Linked DNA regions of Homo sapiens: region 2 is linked to region 1. Evidence: chromatin contacts called from ENCODE Hi-C or POLR2A ChIA-PET data. All regions are on one chromosome and are shown on one strand. The core of a region is the stretch at or near the end of the contact, and the rest is flanking DNA. Distances in the headings are between cores, read along the strand shown. Region 1 overlaps CD84 (CD84 molecule). Region 2 has its middle 28 kb from the start of LY9.

Region 1 (4,754 bases), core at 892-3,391:
TGCCTGCCCCTCCCTCCCCTCCACCCTGGATCGCCCTCTCCTGTGTCCCCACCAGCCTGCCTCCTTAAAGTCTGCAAGGAATCAAGGGGGAGACTGAGGTCTGCCTGGTCAGTCTAGCGCTGTGCTTGGACTGATAGGGCAGCTGGATCCATAGAGCCCATGGAAAGCTAAAATCCTGACTGAGCAGGACTCATCCTGAACCATGGGATCCCTCCTCTTGGCCCCTGAGGTTTTTCACCCCCGAGACCCTGCCCAACTGCTACCCATTCACCCCCACCTTATCCCTTCCTGATCCTAAGCCTCTCCAGAGTTGGATGGAGGCAGAACTGAGGCCAAAGGGGAGGCCACCCAGTAAATGTGGGACCAGGGAAGGATGGTGGGTAGAGGCAGAATTAGGAAAGGGGACTTGTAGATGGGCCTGGGCTCCCTCACTGAGGGGAAGATGTGTGTTTTACAGGTGCTTCCCTCCAAGGAAGAGCCAGTGAACACAGTTTATTCCGAAGTGCAGTTTGCTGATAAGGTAACCCCTTTCTGGCTTTTTATCCTTGCTTTCCTAACTCTTCCAGCCATTCTGGTGCACCCGGTCCATCCAACCAGGGGCTAGCTGGTTCCCCTGGGACTCCTTGTAGTTCTCAGGACCCACTGCCTAGGTTTTTGGTCTATATGTACTTCCACCCATGCACAAAGCCCCACTCCCTAGGTCAATGGCCATCCACGAGTTATCTTACTTGGGATGCTGATCCCACCCTTCAAATGCAGAAGTCCCTATGCCTCTGAACTACGGTATGGGAACTCCATCCCGTATAATACCTGGGGTCACTGCTAGCTCACAGTGTGAAAATGAGAAAACAGGTGCTTCCCTCTGAGCAAACACAGGCCCATGCCAGATGCCCAGATGGGTGCAATGGAGCAGAAGCTGAATTTCAGTTCATTTGCTCCCTCAGCTGCTCTTTTACCACACGCAGCCTGCACAACCATTTGTAGTGCCAAGTGCCTTGTGCCTTATGCCTGTGCCTTATGTCCTTCTCTGTCATATGCAAAGCCCTCTGACAGGACTTTAAATTTTGGGGATCTAAGGAGGGATTGTCACTATCTGAAGGTCCTCACTGCTGCTACAATCAGGACAGCTTTAGGGTTGCTTAAAGAATCATGTTTTCTAAGTATTCCTGTTTAATAGCTGAGTTACCAAGCAGGAAGCTAAACTGAGTACGAATTGAGAGTGATCCTATAAGGCAATAGGGAGGACATCTATGAGCTCGACAAGCAGGGCAGTGCTACTTCCTTTTAAGGAGGACTTGAAGCACAGGGCAGTTTGCTTGAAAAGATAAGCCAAATGGACTGGACAACCAGATAGAGGGACATTTACTTTCTTAGTGATCAGGAGAGGGAAGGAGGGAAAGAAAAAGAAGGGGAGGAATGAGGAAAGAAGAGGAGAAGAAAAGGAGGACAGGCAAGAAGTGAGGGTCAGGGTGCCCAGCATATTTGTGCCAGGATCTCAAGGAGAGTTGGAGGAACAAGAGTAACTTAACTTAGAAGGAGATAAAATTCGAGGGATTAATCATGGAATCCTGGATTGTGACATCTCAAGATAAATCCTTAAAGACAAGTTAGATAACAATTATTGGGTCAGTATTTAATTGAAAACCTAAGACTCCTCAAACCAATGGGAAGATTGTTTGCAGCCCTCTAAATGCCTAGAGCACAGGAGATGCTGGCAGTGAGTCCCCACTATGTATAGGTGAAAGTGGAGTTATTGGGATACAAAAAAACTAGGGGTCAACTAGGAACAAGGAATGCAGGTAGCTTGAACCTGAATGTTGCCTCAAGTCTATAATCAAAATCCATTCCAAATATGCCCCCGCCCCCATTCCCTCCCATTGCTCTTTTCTGGGCTAAGAAGTTAATTGCTCAGGGCCTCCCAAATGGGGGGTAGCTGGAGCAGACATGAGGGACTCAGCAAAGAACAAGGCCCTGCTACCCCAGATTTCCCCAGCATGAGGCAAATCTAAGGCATTCCCCCGTGCCATTTGCTTAACTCCTCTGGGAACTTGCAGGACTGGAGTTCCCCAGCAGCACCTCTCAGTTAACATTTTCTCACGCTTCTCTCCTGCACAGATGGGGAAAGCCAGCACACAGGACAGTAAACCTCCTGGGACTTCAAGCTATGAAATTGTGATCTAGGCTGCTGGGCTGAATTCTCCCTCTGGAAACTGAGTTACAACCACCAATACTGGCAGGTTCCCTGGATCCAGATCTTCTCTGCCCAACTCTTACTGGGAGATTGCAAACTGCCACATCTCAGCCTGTAAGCAAAGCAGGAAACCTTCTGCTGGGCATAGCTTGTGCCTAAATGGACAAATGGATGCATACCCTTCCTGAAATGACTCCCTTCTGAATGAATGACAAAGCAGGTTACCTAGTATAGTTTTCCCAAACTTCTTCCCATCATAGCACATGTAGAAAATAATATTTTTATGGCACACTGGGATAAACAAGCAAGATTGCTCACTTCTGGAAGCTGCATATGACTAGAGGCCTCTTGTGACTGGAGGTAACAACCCTGCCCAGTAACTGTGGGAGAAGGGGATCAATATTTTGCACACCTGTAATAGGCCATGGCACACCAGCCAAGATGCTCTGCTCACAGTCAGTATGTGTGAAGATCCCTGGTGCGTGGCCTTCACCACGCATCTTGAGCAAATTAGGAAAATGTACCCTTCGCTTGAGGCAGATGCAGCCCTTCCCCCGAGTGCATGGCTTGGAGAGCAGAATGTGGGCTGCATATAAGCACACTCATCCCTTTGTCTGGGAATCTTTGTGCAGGGCATAACAGGCTTAGTAAGTCCAAACACAGATGACAGTGCTGTGTGGGTCTCTGTCAGAGTTGTGGCTCTCAGCCATGTAGACACACTCTCCAAATGGAGTGTTGGAAAATGTTCTTTCTGCAGGGTCTAGAGACTGCTGGGACACTTTTCTTGGAGTGCTACTTCAGAAGCCTTATAGGATTTTCTTTCTGGCCAAGATTTCCTTCTGTATCACTCCAAGCAGCCTCAGCAGAAGAAGCAGCCATGCCCAGTATTCCCACTCTCCAAAAGGAACTGACCAGCTTATATTTCTCACACTTCTGGGGAACTGGGTATAATCCAACCATCAAAATAGAAGACCTTGCAAGAAGCAGAGTCATTCTCCAGAAGGAACTTGGGAGATGATGGTGCAGATGATGAAACTGGGTTCATCCCAGTTCCAAAGACTCAGAGAACTAGAGTTTAAGCTGAGGCAGAGTGCCGCCACCCTGGCATGCCCCACAAACAGATCACCAGCCAGCTTACACAGGCATTAACTCTCCTCAATGAGGAAGAATCATTCACAACTGAGCAAGACATTCATATGATCATTTAAGGAAGTGTTTCCCTTATGTGTTAGCAAGTATAATCGGCTAACTCCTAAATCCCAATGAATAGTCCTAGGCTGGACAGCAATGGGCTGCAATTAGGCAGATAAAGACATCAGTCCCAGTAAATGAATCCATAGACTCATCTAGCACCAACTACCATTAGCACTATGTTAGGAGCTGCAAGGCCCCAAAGTAGAAGATGTGCATAATGTCTGCTCTTGTGTAGCTCAGGAGACAATTCCAGCACAGACACTACAGTTAACGCTGAACTGCAGCTGCAAGTAATAGCATGAACAGTCAGAAAAATACCTTATGAGGGGGCAGGGCTGAAGCTGGGCCTTGAAGGATGGATGAAATTTGGATAGAGAATGAGGAAGACAGAGGGCCTCCAAGTGAGAGAAGCATGAAAAATGAGCAGGGGCCTGGATCAGTGGGGTGTATTCAGAGCACCTCTCCAGATGCACCATGCATGCTCACAGTCCCTTGCCTATGTGTGGCAGAGTGTCCCAGCCAGATGTGTGCCCTCACCCCATGTCCATTTACATGTCCTTCAATGCCCACCTCAAAAGGTACCTCTTCTGTAAAGCTTTCCCTGGTATCAGGAATCAAAATTAATCAGGGATCTTTTCACACTGCTGTTTTTTCCTCTTTGGTCCTTCTATCACTAAAACTCATCTCATTCAGCCTTACAGCATAACTAATTATTTGTTTTCCTCACTACATTGTACATGTGGGAATTACAGATAAACGGAAGCCGGCTGGGGTGGTGGCTCACGCCTGTAATCCCAACACTTTGGGAGGCCAAGGCAGGCGGATCACCTGAGGTCAGGAGTTCGAGATTAGTCTGGCCAACATGGTGAAACCCCATCTCTACTAAAAATACGAAATTAGCCAGGTGTGGTGGCACACATCTGTAGTCCCAGCTACTCTGGAGGCTGAGACAGGAGAATCGCTTGAACCCAGGAAGTGGAGGTTGCAGTGAGCTGAGATCACACCACTGCACTCCAGCCTGGGAGAGACAGAGTGAGACTCCATCTCGAAAAAAAAAAAAAGATAGAAGCCAATAAGCATGGTGCAATCAAATTCTGGCAAGCATTAAATATCAGGATGCAGCTGGGCACGGTGGCTCACGCCTGTAATCCCAGCACTTTGGGAGGCCAAGGTGGGCGGATCACTTGAGGTCAGGAATTTGAGAGGATCCTGGCCAGCATGGCAAAACCCCATCTGTACTTAAAATACAAAAAAATTAGCTGGGCGTGGTGGTGCACACCTGTAATCCCAGCTACTTGGGAGGCTGAGGTGGGAGAATTGCTTGAACCTGGGAGGTGGAGGTTGCAGTGAGCTGAGATCCTGCCACTGC
Region 2 (4,754 bases), core at 1,112-3,611, 220 kb before region 1:
TTATTCCAGACAACTGTCATTCAGGGACTCCAGGTAGCATGATCCTGAGAGCAAATGCACCATTGTTAAAGGCATAGACGTATAAATACAAACCTCTGCCACAGAGCACTATTCACTCTTTGCGTCTGAAGAGAACCAGAACCCCTTAACTCTTGGGCGGCAGCCTGCCGTCTGAATGTGAAGGAGAAGGAAGAATTAGTACAATGCCTGTTTTTGAGCTCTTCAAGTCACCAGCATTTTGTAGGAGTGGAATGCTTCATCTCCTGGCCCCTAACTTCGGGGTAGCAAAATGAGAAGCTAATGCCTGCTGGAAAGGGTCCCAAGATAGAGAAGCTAATGCCTGCTGGAAAAGGTCCCAAGATACTGAAAGCTCTGAGATTGCACTAGAAGAGAAGAGCTCAAATCCTGCCACTTACCCACAAAAAGCCAGGGAAGTGAGTGTCTACTGGAAATTGTTTTAGGTGTGAAGTATGAACTGTATGTATCTGAAGGCTTCCTGCCTTGGTGCTGCCAGATGCCCTTGCTGTGTGACAGGAGGAGGTGAGAACAGGTTGAAAGAGGAGGAAACGACTAATGACCCTTAGGAGCAGATCGATTACCACCCTATGAAAGAGTAAGTTGACAGTTCAGACTATGCAAAAACAAATTGTTGGAAAAGCCCCCTTCATTTTTCTTAGCCGAAAAGTAAACAGATTGCTACAATCTGGCATCTCTGTAGTTTTACCCACTCTCTCCACACCCCAAAGTACAGCCATTAAAGCCCCACGGTCACTACACATGTCTCTGTGTTATGACCTTGCTTTTCTTTCTCCTCGAGGGGACTCATTGACCTTTCTCCATCTGGCTCAATCTGTGTCAAGTTGCTTCTTGACCCATTTGTTTTTCCATCGGTTGTGAGCTCTTTGAAGTTAGGGGTCATGCTTTATCCATCCCTGCTTCTTGGCCATAGCACATAGTTGGTGCTCACTAAATACTTGCTGAAACACTTGTCAACTAAAGAAAAGCCAAGTTTTTAAAGAATTAAAGTGAGTTTTATTTAGTCTTACTGAGGTTGGCAACCCAGGAGAGTCTTTCGGAGAGTTTCTGTTAGACTGCTCCAAAGCAGTGTTTCAGCCTACAGCTTATACATAAGGTGACAGTCATTCTGCCTGTGCTCAAAAGTTATGTAAGAGCAAAATTTCACCAAAGTTTGGGTGCAAGGGTACATCTAGTTATAGATTACAGAGGCATAATGATTAATCCTGTCAACCATTATCTTATGTACAGCAAAAAGACAAAGGCCAGGATCATTGAATTTATCTTTTCTAAAAATGCAGTGATTTAGGTAAGAGATGTGGTAACCTGGGCTCCATCCTTCTTATCATCTTCAGGGCATCCTTCCGAAGGGCTGTCCTCAGTCACTGAGTCAGGGGCTTTGTGAAATTCTGCTGGCAGCTGAATGAGCAAACATGGCCTCTTATGTTTGCTACTTTGTCTTACAGAGTAAGTGAATGTAAAACAAAAACAAAAACAGAATGAATGAATGAAAGTCTCTGTGAGAGAAGCAACCTATCCATTGCTGTTTGCCTTTCCCACAGTTCTGGGTTTGGCTAGGGAGAGTTCACATCCCTGCTGATGTTTATTTTAAATTTCGAAGCAATAAGGAAATTGAAAAATGGACACAAAATTCAGGGGTATCTATTTCCTTTCTATTCATACAGCCTTATATTTTGCCTTCTAAGCTATTCTTTTCCTTGTATTCTTTTTAGACTCTCATTCAGATTATGTTACCTCAATATTCTTCCCTTAGAAGACTTTAAGAAGCAGATTCCATTCAACAGTTTTACTCTACAGAAATACTGTGTGTAAGGCCGGGTGCGGTGGCTCATGCCTGTAATCCCAGCACTTTGGGAGGCTGAGGCAGGTGGATCCCCTGAGGTCAGAAGTTTGAGACCAGCTGGCCAACATGGTGAAATCCCATTTCTACTAAAAATACAAAATTTAGCTGGGTGTAGTGGTGCACACCTGTAATCCCAGCTCCTCAGCTACTCAGGAGGCTAAGGGAGGAGAATTGCTTGAACCTAGGAGATGAAGGTTGCAGTGAGCCAAGATTGCACCACTGCACTCCTGCCTGGGCAACAGAGTGAGACTCCATCTCAAAAAAAAAAAAAAAAGAAGAAGAAGAAGAAGAGGAAATACTGTGTGTTTTCCTCAGTGTTCATGAAGCTTAATGTGCAGGTATTTTCATAAGGTTCTATATTTTATTGAAAAACAGACAACAAAACAAGAAACAGACTAGTAAAATTGCTGAATATGTGCATGGTTTGCCAGCTGGGCCAAGAGGAGGCAGCAGTGAGCTAACCCAGGGCTTGCTGTGTGGCTTGGAGGATCCTGTCACCATCAGCCTGCATTGTGACCTTGCTTTCATTTTCTCTCTCTGAGATGAGGGAGTTAGACTACATGATCCTTAGAGTCTCTTCCAGCTCCAAAATTCTCTGTGTAAGTTTTAAATAGATGTTTGGGACTGATTTAGGTCTGGGAAGAGAAAAGTGAAGGAAACAGACAAAAATTCCCTCCGTTTATGAAGCTTACATTCCCATGGGGCCTTCCAGACCCTACGGTTGTCATAGTGGCGAGGAGGCTGCCTGGATTGGAGGGTATGAGGCTGGGTAGGAAGTCAGACCAGGGCTTGACCAGTAGGCATCAGACAGATCCAGGGACCAGGCAAAGCAGGAAATGAATGAAATTCACTGGGTCCAAGTGAGATGGGAGCAGGGAACAGGCTCTCCACAGAGCCAAGCAATCAGAGGGATTGTGCTAGGTCCCTAACTGACCAGGAGGAGACAGGCAGAGTTGTACCCACAGGACAGTTGGGCCTGCAGAACCTCCAGAACCAGAAAGTCCGTTTAGCAGCCTGACTCAGCAAGGCTTGCTTCTGCTCCTGGGGAGATGCACAGGTCCCAGCATGCAAGTGACTGGGAGGGAACATGGAGAACACAGCAAAGAGGAGGAGCTAGAAAGAGCACCGGAGGAGTGAGGGGAGGAACAGCTCAGAGCCTTATAGCTGACAAGCCTTCTGTAAGGGTGGCGTGAATGAGTGAATGACACAGAGGGGAGTGTTTGCTACTTTGCTTGATCTGTGAGCACTGGTCAGCTGCCTCTTATTATATGCCTCAACTTTATAATGATATGATTAACTGCTATTCTCAGGTCTTCAGTTACTCTTTATACTTAAAGTTCTAGAGGCTCAGTTCTGAATGGAATCTATATAATTAGCCAGTAGTCTCTTTATGATGAGGTAACTTCTGTCGAAGGACTGTGATGTTATACTCTGCTGAACACTTTACGTGTATGATTATCTTTACCTTTAATCTCACTACAATCCTATGAGGTAGAAAGTATCTTTCACATTTTATAGAAGAGAAAACTGAGGTTCCAAGAAACTAAGCATTTTGCTCATGGTCATAGGACTAAGAGAAGATACATGACGTCCAGAGTTGCTTTTCTCTTTCTCTCTCTCTTTCTCTATCTCTTTCTCTCTCTCTCTCTCTCTCTCTCTCTCTCTCTCCCCCCTCCCCTCTCTGTATCTCTTCCTCTCTCCTCTCCAAGTTTTCAGTGTGGTGAAAGTAATGCAGATTAGTGACTAACCACTGTGGGTAGCATGGGTTTTTTCTTCTTTTTCCCCTTTTTAATTACACATCCTTTCCTTTCGTTTTCCTGGTGCTCTAAGCCAGCTCACCCCTGGTTTTTTATTCTGCCTTGTTTGGGATGGAGGTGGTATGCATGGAAGAGCAAAAGCAAAAACTTTAGGTAGCCTCAGCCCTAAAGTAGAGCCAGGATCCACACCAATGTCTCCTCTTAACTGCCTCAACCACTTGCCTTGCTGTCTGCCCATCTTTGAAGTGGAGATCTTAGTGGTTAGCCTCTGGGCCTCACCTTCATCTCTCCCTGTCCTCATCTTGTTTGCTTTCTTCCCAGACTAACTCAGCTCCAGGATTGTCCCTTCTGGAAGCTATCCCATGCGGCTGTCCCTGCCTTATACAGGATCTACCTTGGCAGAGGGAAAACAACTCTTGGTCCTTGTCATGGTAAATTTTATGTGTCAACTTGACTGGGCTAAGGGATGCTCAGATACCAGATAAAATATTGTTGCTGGGTGTTTTCAGAGGTCATCAGCATTGGAATCAGTAGATGAAGTAAAGAAGATTGCCCTCACCAATGAGGGCAGGCATCACACATCTATCGAGGACCTGAATAGAACAAAAACGCAGAGAGGAGGGATAAGGAAGGACTTGTTAAAGATTACAAAATTATAGCTAGATAGGAGGAATAAGAGGAATAAGTTATAGTGTTCTATACCACTCTAGGATGACTACAGTTAACAATAATGTACAGTTTTAGATAACTAGAAGGAGGACATTGAATGTTCCCAACACAAAGAAATGATAAATGTTTGAGATGACAAGTATGTTAATTACCCTTATGTTATCACTACAAATTATATGGCTCTAAACATCACTATGTACTCCAAGAATATGTACAATTATCATTTGTCAATTAAAAATATATACATACCATGGAATACTATGCAGCTATAAAAAAGAATGGGATCATGTTTTCTGCGGGAACATGGATGGTGCTGGAGGCCATTATCCTTAGCAAACTAACACAGGAACAGAAAACCAAATACTGCATGTTCTCACTTATAAGTGGAAGCTAAGTGATAACTCATGGACACAAAGAAGGGAACAACAGACACTGGGGCCTACTTGAGG

The links. A loop is a pair of places that touch in the nucleus more often than their neighbours do. ChIA-PET counts read pairs that join two places held with the same protein, here RNA polymerase II (POLR2A). Pooled maps may share reads with other maps.
Region 2: a loop to region 1 is called in a pooled map, with 3 times the contacts of the local background. The contact joins two enhancer-like sites. A Hi-C loop is called at or near these places in 6 of 50 pooled maps. POLR2A ChIA-PET finds 5 or more read pairs at or near these places in 2 of 52 experiments (CD4-positive, alpha-beta memory T cell and activated B cell).

The regions. Positions count from the first base shown.
Region 1 is chr1:160,545,683-160,550,436 of GRCh38, reverse strand. It overlaps CD84 (CD84 molecule), which reads left to right. Exons shown (of 7, transcript NM_003874.4): 6 at 458-520; 7 at 2,116-4,754. The coding sequence ends at 2,181. The region is part of intron 1 of CD84-AS1 (CD84 antisense RNA 1); the gene reads right to left. Among named protein-coding and RNA genes, the nearest start is that of CD84-AS1, 11 kb to the right of the region's middle. RefSeq lists enhancers at 560-799, 1,897-2,166 and a silencer at 950-999. Within about 2 kb of position 2,141, at least 6 of the 41 ENCODE cell types and tissues checked have a DNase peak (open chromatin) inside an H3K27ac peak, as active enhancers do.
Region 2 is chr1:160,766,083-160,770,836 of GRCh38, reverse strand. No RefSeq gene overlaps it. Among named protein-coding and RNA genes, the nearest start is that of LY9, 28 kb to the left of the region's middle. RefSeq lists enhancers at 2,365-2,814, 2,845-2,894. Within about 2 kb of position 2,361, at least 7 of the 41 ENCODE cell types and tissues checked have a DNase peak (open chromatin) inside an H3K27ac peak, as active enhancers do.